2 separate regions of the Homo sapiens genome follow, and region 1 is linked to region 2. A link is a loop called in an ENCODE intact Hi-C map of the cell type or tissue named here. Cell type or tissue: PC-9. All regions are shown on one strand. Each heading gives the region's core, and the rest is flanking DNA. Links, peaks and the distances in the headings are about the cores only. Region 1 has its middle 600 kb from the start of LINC01966. Region 2 has its middle 810 kb from the start of LINC01966.

Evidence for each region. Hi-C counts contacts between places; a loop is a spot of excess contacts. Peaks named below come from ENCODE experiments on the same cell type or tissue, not always from the same donor. Only the 100,000 strongest peaks of a DNase experiment are listed, where the experiment ranks them.
Region 1: it touches region 2 in a loop (1.9-fold over the local background); 1 of 110 quality-filtered maps calls a loop at or near these places.

Annotation. Positions count from the first base shown.
Region 1 is chr2:145,482,354-145,487,751 of GRCh38, forward strand. No RefSeq gene overlaps it. Among named protein-coding and RNA genes, the nearest start is that of LINC01966, 600 kb to the left of the region's middle. In PC-9, for the core only: no CTCF peak of the experiment used is centred there; a DNase peak (open chromatin) is centred at 2,318.
Region 2 is chr2:145,690,742-145,696,139 of GRCh38, forward strand. No RefSeq gene overlaps it. Among named protein-coding and RNA genes, the nearest start is that of LINC01966, 810 kb to the left of the region's middle. In PC-9, for the core only: no CTCF peak of the experiment used is centred there; a DNase peak (open chromatin) is centred at 2,600; H3K27ac peaks cover 2,693 bases.

The DNA of each region.
Region 1 (5,398 bases), core at 257-5,256, 210 kb before region 2:
TTGGAAACTTTAAATAAAAGAAACTGTCGAGAACTGAAAAGAATAGAGTTTCATTCTGCTCCTGATCTTTGCTTTTTTTTTTCCATTTCTATCAATGCCTGTCCAGTGATACTTACCCGTCTTATCTAATGGCTGAGTCACTATCAGAAATAATAAAATCCACTCACACGAGGAAATATAAAAATGTGCGTTGTCATATTTGCTATTTTATAAATTTGAACTGCATGGCGCCCTTGTATTTGGTAACTGTCACTTGTCTCTAGACTCTGCTTTGAGTCAAAGAAAATTCAAGTCTCCATAATTTAGAATGGAAAAGGTAGCATAGCTTTGAAAATAGTTCAAAAACAATCATCTTAGGGAGCTATCCATCAGCTGTCATTTTCCTCTGAAATACCTGTATTTCCTCCTTGCTCTTGTGTCTGTTTGCCAGTAGGAGAACAATACAGTAGCCTGTATTTTTACTTATCAATAAATGTGAAACTGGATGCACATGATGTCTGTGTATTTTTCCCTTTTCATTTTTAATATCAGTTAACAAACTCTATGTGAGTGTTTAGTTGAAGAAGGATTGAAGAACATGGCAGTCAGGTAACATAACATTGAACACTAGATTTAGTTCATCATTATATTTTAAACTAAGTTTCCTTAGTCCCACACTTATTTGTAATAAACCCTAAGAAGTGGGGGAATAAAGGATACCTTTCTTTTCCTTCCCACAGGGAAGCAACTATTTTCTTATAAGCCATCAGAAGGGAGAAAAGCTGAATGAGATGAATCGAATTCCACTATCTTCATTTATGTATTTATTATTTTAATCCCTCATTCATTGAATCACATATTTATTTAATAAATATGGTCTAACCATGGTAGACTAATTTTTATTTTTTAAATTTTATTTATATATTTATTTTTGAGACAGAGTCTTGCTCTGTCGCCCAGGCCAGAGTGCGGTGGCGCGGTCTCAGCTCACTGCAAGCTCCACTTCCCGGGTTCACGCCATTCTCCTGCCTCAGCCTCCGGAGTAGCTGGGACTACAGGCGCCACGCCCGGCTAATTTTTTGTATTTTTAGTACAGACGGGGTTTCACCGTGTTAGCCAGGATGGTCTCGATCTCCCTACCTCGTGATCCGCCAGTCTCAGCCTCCCAAAGTGCTAGGATTACAGGCGTGAGCCACCGCGCCCGGCCCTAGACTAATTTTTAAAAAATTAGTTTAAAAAATTATGATAAGCTAAATTGTCTAGTGTACAATATTATGTTATGCACTGAAAAAGAGACATGGGACTTACCATTTAGGGTGACGGACAATAAACACTTAATCGAATATACCTGGAGTAGGTACTATTAGAACACAGATTTGTGGACCAGCAGGGCAGGGGCAGGCAGAATTGGCATTAGTTTAGATAAGATGGCTGAGAAAGCACACTTTGTGGAGGTAGCTTTGAGTTAATGCTTGATAAAGAAAGAGCAGGTGGTGGCTACATAAAGACTTGGAGAAAATGCCTTTTGAGAAGCAGGGAGAGCTGAGGTGATGGCACTTAGACTGGATGAAGCTTGGTCTGTTCAAGAAAGTGCAAGGATGCTGTGTGACTGGAAAATTGTCACTTCGGGGTCATGGAGGGAATGGAGACAAATGTTGAACAGGGGCTTTCTCGTGTAGCATCTTAAAGCTGTGACACTTCACTGGAAGCTATTACAGGATTTTATTAGCACAATGACAAGAAAATTCATCTATAGTTTAAAAGAATATTCTAGCTGTCAACTGGAGAGAACCTGTGCAGAGGCAAAGATTTCTTAAAGGAAGAATTCAGTCATAATGGTTTACTTATTTCACTTGAGATATGACTATAATTTGACAGATTTTTAAAAAACATATGTGAAATGTATATATTCAAAGATGCGTGGTGTTGTGAATCACAACCCTAAGAATATATTCTTATAACTCTAACAATATCACTTTTGAAAATAACAGATTTAAACATACTTTTGGGAGGAGTTCAGAGCCTGTACCTTTACCTAGAATGACGGCATGTTTTGTAACTTTGATTAGTGAATCTGATTTTTAAGAACAGAATAAAAACATTTGGAGTCTTATCTAGTGAACAGCATGGGTTAATAAAAAGGGTGATGTGTACTTTGGTGAGAACATGACTAACATTTTGTTTTTATTGTAAAAACATTTTCAAAGTTCAAGTTGCAAAAAAGTTTTAAGCAATTGCAATATCTTTGGAATAGGTGATCTCTTCTGCCCCCAGATGGTGATGGTTTTTCTCACCTCTAAGCTTCCAGTACAATTTAACCTTTATCTCCCATAAGAAATGAATCACTTGGGTGTGGTGTCTTACAAGCACTCTCATATTGTCTTCCTGGCAACACTGGAAACTATTGAGAGTGGAATCATGCTTTTTGCATTATTTATCTTTCTTGGTCCAGTGCAACTGGTACTTAGATGATCATCTTTACCTACCCAAGTCCCAACTCAGCTAACCTGAATAATTGTGCCATTTTCAAACTCAACTTTGCCCAGCCTTAGAATTCAGCAAAGCCTGGTCTGGTGACACTAGGACTCTCTGTTCACTAACTAGTGGAACTTGGAGAAAATCTCCATTGGAATGTGCAAGTTGATGGGACTAGAAAGACTAGAAGTAATTTCTTTGCCTTTCCTCTATATGTATTACTTTCTTTTACACATTTCTAATTTATTTTGTTTTCATTCTCTTGATTGCTTTTGTTTTCCAAAGTCTCTTGCCATAACTATATTTTCAGTCAAATCTAATTTTCCATGGGCACCTAATAATCTGATCTATGTTTCTGAGATAATTATGTCTTTTTCTTGGAATTTTTCATGATTTTAGTCAACTCTTATGTTATACATTTAGTTTTATCATTATTTCTCTTCTGATTTGGCATGGACTTTCATATCTGCCAAATAATGTTTGTTTAATTTATATTGTAGTATTGAGTTGCAGTTTTATTCTGTTTTCCAGTTTAGGTTTCTGTTAACACCTTAATCAATTGAATAATTTTGATTGCCACTTTCTGTTTTGTTTAGTTTTTTATGTGTCACTTTGCATGAGTTGTTCCTGCCATTTTGTTGTTATTCATTTTTAAATGTGATAGAGTTTTCAGGGCAAGCAATAAAAGGTGAAATATGGAAGGCTTGAGTAGTTACTAGACTTCTTAGTTTAGTAGAATTCTCTTTTATTGATATAGAGCAGTTTGATTTCTTTAACTAACTCTACATATTGGGAATGGGTTGGTGCATCTTCTGATTCTACAATCTATTTTTGTTTTGTTTTGTTTTATGGACCACTAAAGGATTGCTTGCTTTCTTCTTTTCTCTTCTTCCCAAATCTTCAAACTATTCCATTTCCTTCCAAATTGCTTCAATCTGCTCTAGAGTTTTACCTTCTCAGAATTGCCACCTCTAATCCCATGCACTTTCAAGCCAATTCCTTTTGAAGCCGTTAGAGTTCTAATCCATAAGGTGTCAAACCTGCTCCTGCTTTCCGTACATTTTCCCATCAGGATGGGATTGAATAATTCTGAGGGTTAGGTTTACTGAGTTGCATGACCTGCTGGTACTCTCCTCTTTTTTTGTGGAAGCTAAGACTGACTCAGCTTTCTGCCAGGGTGTCAGAGATTACTGCTAATTTCAGGTGTTTATTCTTGCACTTACATACAAATAGAAGTTTTTGTATTGTTTTCCCTGCTATGTTGTATTTGTGGGTTATAGGTGGATTTATCTGATATCCTTATTAAACGGTATTCTTTTTGGAAGATTTGTGGCTATGTGTGCTGTTACTTGGATTCAATTATCATGAAGAGCAGCAGTACAGTAACATTTAGAGCTATGTTATGAACTATTCTATTATTTATTTCATATTCACTTTAGAATACCTAACTTGACTATTTCACATGCTTGGACATACAGAAGATTTCCTTAGTTTTTTCCCTTTATTTGCAAAATACCTGATTCTATACTTATACACAGGTATTAATTTAACAATCACCTTCAAGAGGGCACTAATTATTTCAGCTAATTTTTCATGGCTCAATACATGTGTTAGATCCCAGCACAAAATGTACTCTAATAGATTTTGGACAGAAAAGTCATGCATTTGAGCCAATTATCTATGTTAGAAAACTCTTCTAAGTGGGTTTAAGCCAATGATACCTACTGAAAAATAACTCCATTGGGTCATGTGCCATCACCATTACTAAGCAACTATAAGAACCAACTATAATAACGTAATGCAGAAATTCACGGTCTAAGAAGGCAACCACTGTGTGGCAGACAGAACATGAACTTTGACATCAAATTGAATTATTTCATTTTAGATTTGCCACTTATTAGGCCCGTTCAAAATTAGTTATTCTGTCTCAGTTTTTAATTTTAATTGTAAAATAGATGTAATAATACCTGCTTCATAGAATCCTTGTTATATATAAATGAGATAATATATTGAAAACACTTAGCAAATTATTAGGTAGAAAATATACATTCAAAATTTTTTTTGTATCTTCCCCCTTGGAGAAATGGTAACTGCGTAAAAGATCATGGTTCTGCCATCACTTTCTAGTTCTTACAATCTTTTAATTTATAGAATTATTAATTTCTCTGATATGAGAATAAGTGATCACCATATTTTAAGTGGTTTATTAATAATTCACAAACAAGAATATTGTAGTAATTGACTATTTGATGTTAAGGATTCTAATTGTTACAAATTATGCATATGATATCCAATATCTACAAGGAACTCAAACTAATAAAAAAAAATTAAAAAGCGGGCAGAGGACATGAATAGACATTTCTAAAAAGAAGATATACAATGGCCAATAAATATATGAAAAAATGCCCAACATCACTAATCATCAGGGAAATGCTAATTAAAACTGCAATGAGATACCACCCTACCCCTGCCAGAATGGCCATTATTAAAAAGTCAAAAACGGTAGATATTGGTGTGGGTATGGTGTACACTGCTAGTGGGAATGTAAATTAGTGCAACCTCTTTGGAAAACAGCATGGAGATTTCTCAGAGAACTAAAAGTAGATCTACTATTCAATCTAGCAATCTGAATACTGGTATCTTCTCAAAGGAAAAAAAGTCACGATATCAAAAAACACCTGCGCGCATATGTTTATCACAGCACAGTTCACAAATGCAAAGATATATAATCAACCTAAGTGCCCATTAACCAGAATGGATAAAGAAACTGTGGTATATATACACCATGGAATACTATTCAGCCTCAGAAAACAAAGTAACTTTTTTTTTTTTTTTTTTTTTTGCAGCAACTTGGATGGAACTGGAGGCCATTATTCTAAATGAAGTAACTCTGGAATCAAACACCAGATATTGCATCTTCTCTTATAAGTGGGAGCTAAATTAT
Region 2 (5,398 bases), core at 245-5,244:
TTACTTAAAGATAATTGACTTAAGGTCATAATGGATTACTACCTTGCTCATCTTATATTTCTACTAAGATGGGGAGGGAGGGTGGGATTGGAAAAGATTTTCCCTTTTCAAACTAGTGCTTTTCAGATAAACAATAATAGGCAAAAATTCTTCATTACTATTGAGTTTCTACTTTTAATTTAATTATTTTTAATGGAAATGTTAAGTATGTACCTTTAAGATACTCCATAACTTCAAAAAATTCCAATGTGGGTTATATATAGTGTTTTATTTTTAGTACTGAATGGAATTATCCCCTTTCTTTTTGTTCTTGTTTTATTTATCTTTTAAGAAAATAATCAAGCAATCCTCAAAGGTAAGGAGTTTTACTGCCTAGCTCAATTTCATAAGATAATTGTGTGCTACTTAAAACTAAGTTCCAAATCTAAGGTGAACAATTATAGATGTACTTCAAAGGGACAAAATAGATTTTTTACCAAAAGGAATTCTGAAAACATGACATGGGAAATGCACTTAGTGTTTTATTTAACAGTTATGTACTAATAAAAAATCAATATAGATATATAATTAGGAGTTATACATCCAGGAGTTTCACTCATCCTGGTGAGCTCTTTCCTCTAACATCTTTAGTGAGGTTTGTGAAATATTAGTTGTACATATCCTTCCAGTCTGGAATTACCTACTTGAGTTATCTTTTCCTTTACTGGTTAAAATAGCTTGAAATTTTGGAAAACTTAATGTCTTTCTTTTCTCCCTCTGCCTTTACTGGCAATTATTTTCTGGCAACTGATTAACTATACAAGTATAGTTCTCATGTAAGATTACATACTGGAAAAGTTGTCATAAGTAGGATATTAGCTATGTTACTTTTAAAGGGTAAAACCTGTTCTATTTGAGGTTGATTTTCATAATTTTTAGTCATTATCTAGATAATATTCTCATTAGAAAGTAGCTGATAATTAAGGTAATTAGAACTGAAGGCATTAATCTTTTCGCAAAGAACACCATTTCCAAACGGTGTGGGTTTAAGTTAGAAGAACAGGAACCAGACCAATATGGGGCCAAGTTTGGCTGACTCAATATAACAACACTGAGATGTGATGGTGTTGGCATAATGACATCATGACTCCTTTGGGACCAATGTTTTGGAGTGCAGGTGGCAGCGCTAGACTGATCTCATCGGAAAATAGCTAACCCATACAAACCAACTTTTTCAGGGTCTAGAACTGCTTTTTCCTGTCCATCCTCACCACTAGAGGAAAGGACGTGTGTAAGTGGCATTTCAATATTAACTTTGAGATGTTATAGGTTATTGAGAACCAAATATCCTACTTGACCATTAAAGCACCTATTCAGCTATTAATTAAAACTTTAAATATCAATGGGCCAAGGTATTGAGGAAGTCTAACAATCAATTTGTATCTATCACCATTACTTTTCTGGCATTTATTCATTCCTCCTGTGGACTACATAGTATCAAAATTTAATCATATAAACTACTAAAAGGTGAAAAGAATTGTGTAAATTGAATTACTCAGAATAATTTCCCATCCTTGTGACTTCACCTTATTTAGTAAATATATTACAAGTATAAAGATATAGCTGTATCTATATTTGATTTTAAGGTTTCAAAATATTTAATTTTTAAATTTGTACAAATTTTCTGATACTTTTTAAATGTACATGCAAAAACAAAACCACCAAAGTAAAAAATTGTCATTAAGATCCTGTCTGGGCTATTAGTTCAGAGCTGTTTGGATGATGCCAGACCCAAATATGTATCATTAAATAAGTAAACCTAATTCAAACCTGATTCAAGGCATGCCCAACAAATAATGTTTTATCACCTCTAGAGATCTTATTTCTTGATATCTTTGATTTGCATGTAATGTAAATATCTATGGATGTTTAATGCAGCAAGACAGAAAGCCTCGAAATCTAGAAGGAAGAATAAATTATATAACTGATTAATACTCGTTGATTATTTAGTAAGTATTCTTAAGTTTTCAAGGAAATGTTGCTATTATTCACACACAGCAAAAACACAGATGGACGGTCTTTTGCAGCAACATTTATGTTCATATGAACTTTACTTTATAAAGCAAAGAGCTAAATATTTTATGAAAAGGGCAATAATCTGTTTATGGAAAGATGCAGGAGCATCTCTTTAGGAAAGTAGTTTGTTCTGAGTTCATAAGTTGACAATCTATTTGTAGCTATCATTTGAAATTCATACCATTTCCTTCTCACAGCCATTCACTACCACTCACCATGCAAGGTTCTATAAGTTCTCCCATTTGGATGCCCTTAAGAGAGCCTTGCAATGACAGATGGTTTGGTTAATTACAAAATTAAACTCTGTGCTATTGAGACATGATTTCAGTGAATAATATTTTCCAGACAGAGTTTAATAAGCAGCTTGCGGTTGAGTAGCCTTTAGCCCAAAAAAGGGAACCAGGTCTCTGTGACTACCTTCTACATTCAGAGAGCATGAGCTTAGAGGATGTTAACTTGACCACCCCAGGAACTCAGTTCCAGTAACCTTATCAGGGTCTACCAGAGTGACCCCACCCTAAGCATTGTGAAAGAAGGACTGTTGAAATAGCACCTGGCATTTCACGCTGAACTCCTGTAACACTTGCTGATTCACTGACCACAGTGAAGGGAAAGTACACTGGATATTCAGCCGGCCTTTATGGGTGAGCCCTGCTGGTAAACATGAACTCATCTGAGAAGTCACAGGTTTTAAAATTCACATGCAGCAACTTTGAATTTTTTTTTGAAATATGGTAAAACAAATCAATTTTTAAAATATGAAATTTAAATAGATTAAAACTAGAAATCTAAATATTTGTAAAAGGAATAACTTTTACAATCACAGATCCTTTCGTTGTCGTTGATGATGTATTTCCTCCTGGAAAGTAAGTAAAATAATTGACATCTGATATGACCAGACATCTGATTTTTGGTGAACAGATTTTCTCAAGGTGATTTGGGAAGACTATGCTTGACTATGTTTGACTAACTTGAATAGGTTTAAGGGAGGAAGTTTCTAGATCTGGCCACTAGTTCTGATATTTATTAGTTTTAGAAACAATATCTGATTTAAGTAGAACCAAACAAGACTAACTTGGATTTGTAATAAGTCAGAAAACTGATAATGCATGCAATGATCTCCAAGATTTTATTTTTACTTCTTATATATATACTTGGAAAATACTACTAAATTCAACAGATTTTTTTCCTCTAATAAATTGATCACTGCTTTTACTAAGTCAAAGGTATAAAAAATATCTGAAGCAACCAGATGATAAGTTAATTACCATCCAGAAAATATTTAAACAACTATGCTCCCATGAAAATTCTCCTGCTCAGTTTTCTTAGTTATATCTTCAATACTTTTTTTGAGATGTTAGTTACATGATGCTGTGATCTGTCTTTTCCATTTTTCTATCACTACAGAAAATTTACGATGATGTATAGCATATATTTAATAAAAAGTTTTAAAATAAAAAATGACTAGACAATTTAGAATACGAGTACCAAAATTTAAATCAATTCAGCAAATGTCTGCTTCTTATATAAAATATTGTTTAGCTGATAGAACTGGCAGATTACGTAGGTACTCTCTGAATGAAAGACGGCAACTCTATATTTTAACAATGATAGCACACACTGTGGTCTAATGACCTAGGGGCAGAGTTGTAACAAAATGAATGGTAAAATTTATTAGAAAAGCATAACAAAAGTAAAGAAGCCACAATTTTTCAATTATAATATTTCTATAAGTTACTAGAATATTTCTATAAGTGGGAAATAGGATGAGTAAAACAAATAAACATTTATTGTGCCCTTTTCACATGCATTACACATTATTGCTTTTCATCTTAATGAAACTGATAAGGACTTGGGAAACTTAGGATCAGAGAAATTGTTTAATTGTTGAGGGCAGACAGAAAGATACTAAGTCACAAATTTAGTAAAGACTTTCTTTATAACCCAGTATGTGCTTAATTTTTAAAATCAACCCTATTGAAGTATAATATGCCTTCAACAAAATGTACCTATTTTAAACTATTGAAAACGTGTGCACGTAGAACCACACCACAATCCATATAGAATCTTTCCAACATCCCCCAAAGTTTCTTTGTGTCCTAAACTAGACAACCCCTTTCTCCCAACTGACCCAGAAAACCACTAATTTGCTTTCTGTCACCATATGATTCTTGTTTCATTTAGACTTGAGCATATACGACATATAATTTTTAGTGTCTGGCTAATTTCACTCAGCATAGAGGTTTTAAGTTTCATCCATGTTATGATCTGTACTGTTGTCTTTCTTTTCCCCGAGTTCCAAGGAATTCCATTGTATTCCACTGTATGTTTACGACAAATTATCATTTCTTCATTAATGGTTAGTGATTTTACTATTAAATAAATATTTATTAAGTAAATATTTGCTTATCCTAATGTTGTTAAAATATTTTTTCACATTTCTACCAAAGTTTTATAATTTTAGCTTTTACGTTATTATTTGATCTATTTTGGTTTGTATGTGTGTGTGTGTGTGTGTGTGTGTGTATGTGTGTGTGTGTGGTTGGGTCGGGGTCTGTTGAGAGATACTTTATTCCATGTGGATAAATAGCCAGGTTCCAGCATCATGTTTTTTAGAAGACCATGTTCCCTCCATTGAGCTACCTTGGCATCATTGTCAGAAATCAATAGACCCTACAGATACTCTGTAACTGATTAATATCTATTGCCAATATTATGCTATCTTGATTACCTTAGCTTTTCAGTTAAGTTTATACACCAGAATGTACAAGTTCTCCAAATTCATTCTTCTTTTTGAAATTGTTTGGGCTGTTCTATGTTCTTTGCCTTTAGAACAGACAAAGACACAAAATTTCTGTGGGGACTTTTATTGAGATTGCATTGAATCAGTAGACTAACTTGGAGACAGCTGGCATCTTAACAACAGTTATTCTTTCAGTGCATTGATTGGAGAGAGTTGATACCTTAACAGTCTTTATTCTTCCAGTGCATGATTATTTATGTATTTAAATAACTTCAGGAGTAAAGTTTTTGACACATTTTGTTATATTTATTTCTATTTTTATATTTTTGATATTATTTTAATTTTTAAAATATATTTAAAAAAATTATTTATTGCTACGCTGCAGAAATACAACTGATTTTTTTCACATTGACCTTGTAGCTTGTGAACTCTGTAAGTAATTAATTTTAGTGGCATTTTTGTAGATTTCTAAGATTTTACATGCACAAGATTATGTCTTTTTATAATAAATAGAGCTTTACTTTTCTAACTCCAGTGTATATGCCTTTTATTTATTTTGCTTGTCTTAATGCTGAGGCTAAGACTGCTAGTACAACAGTC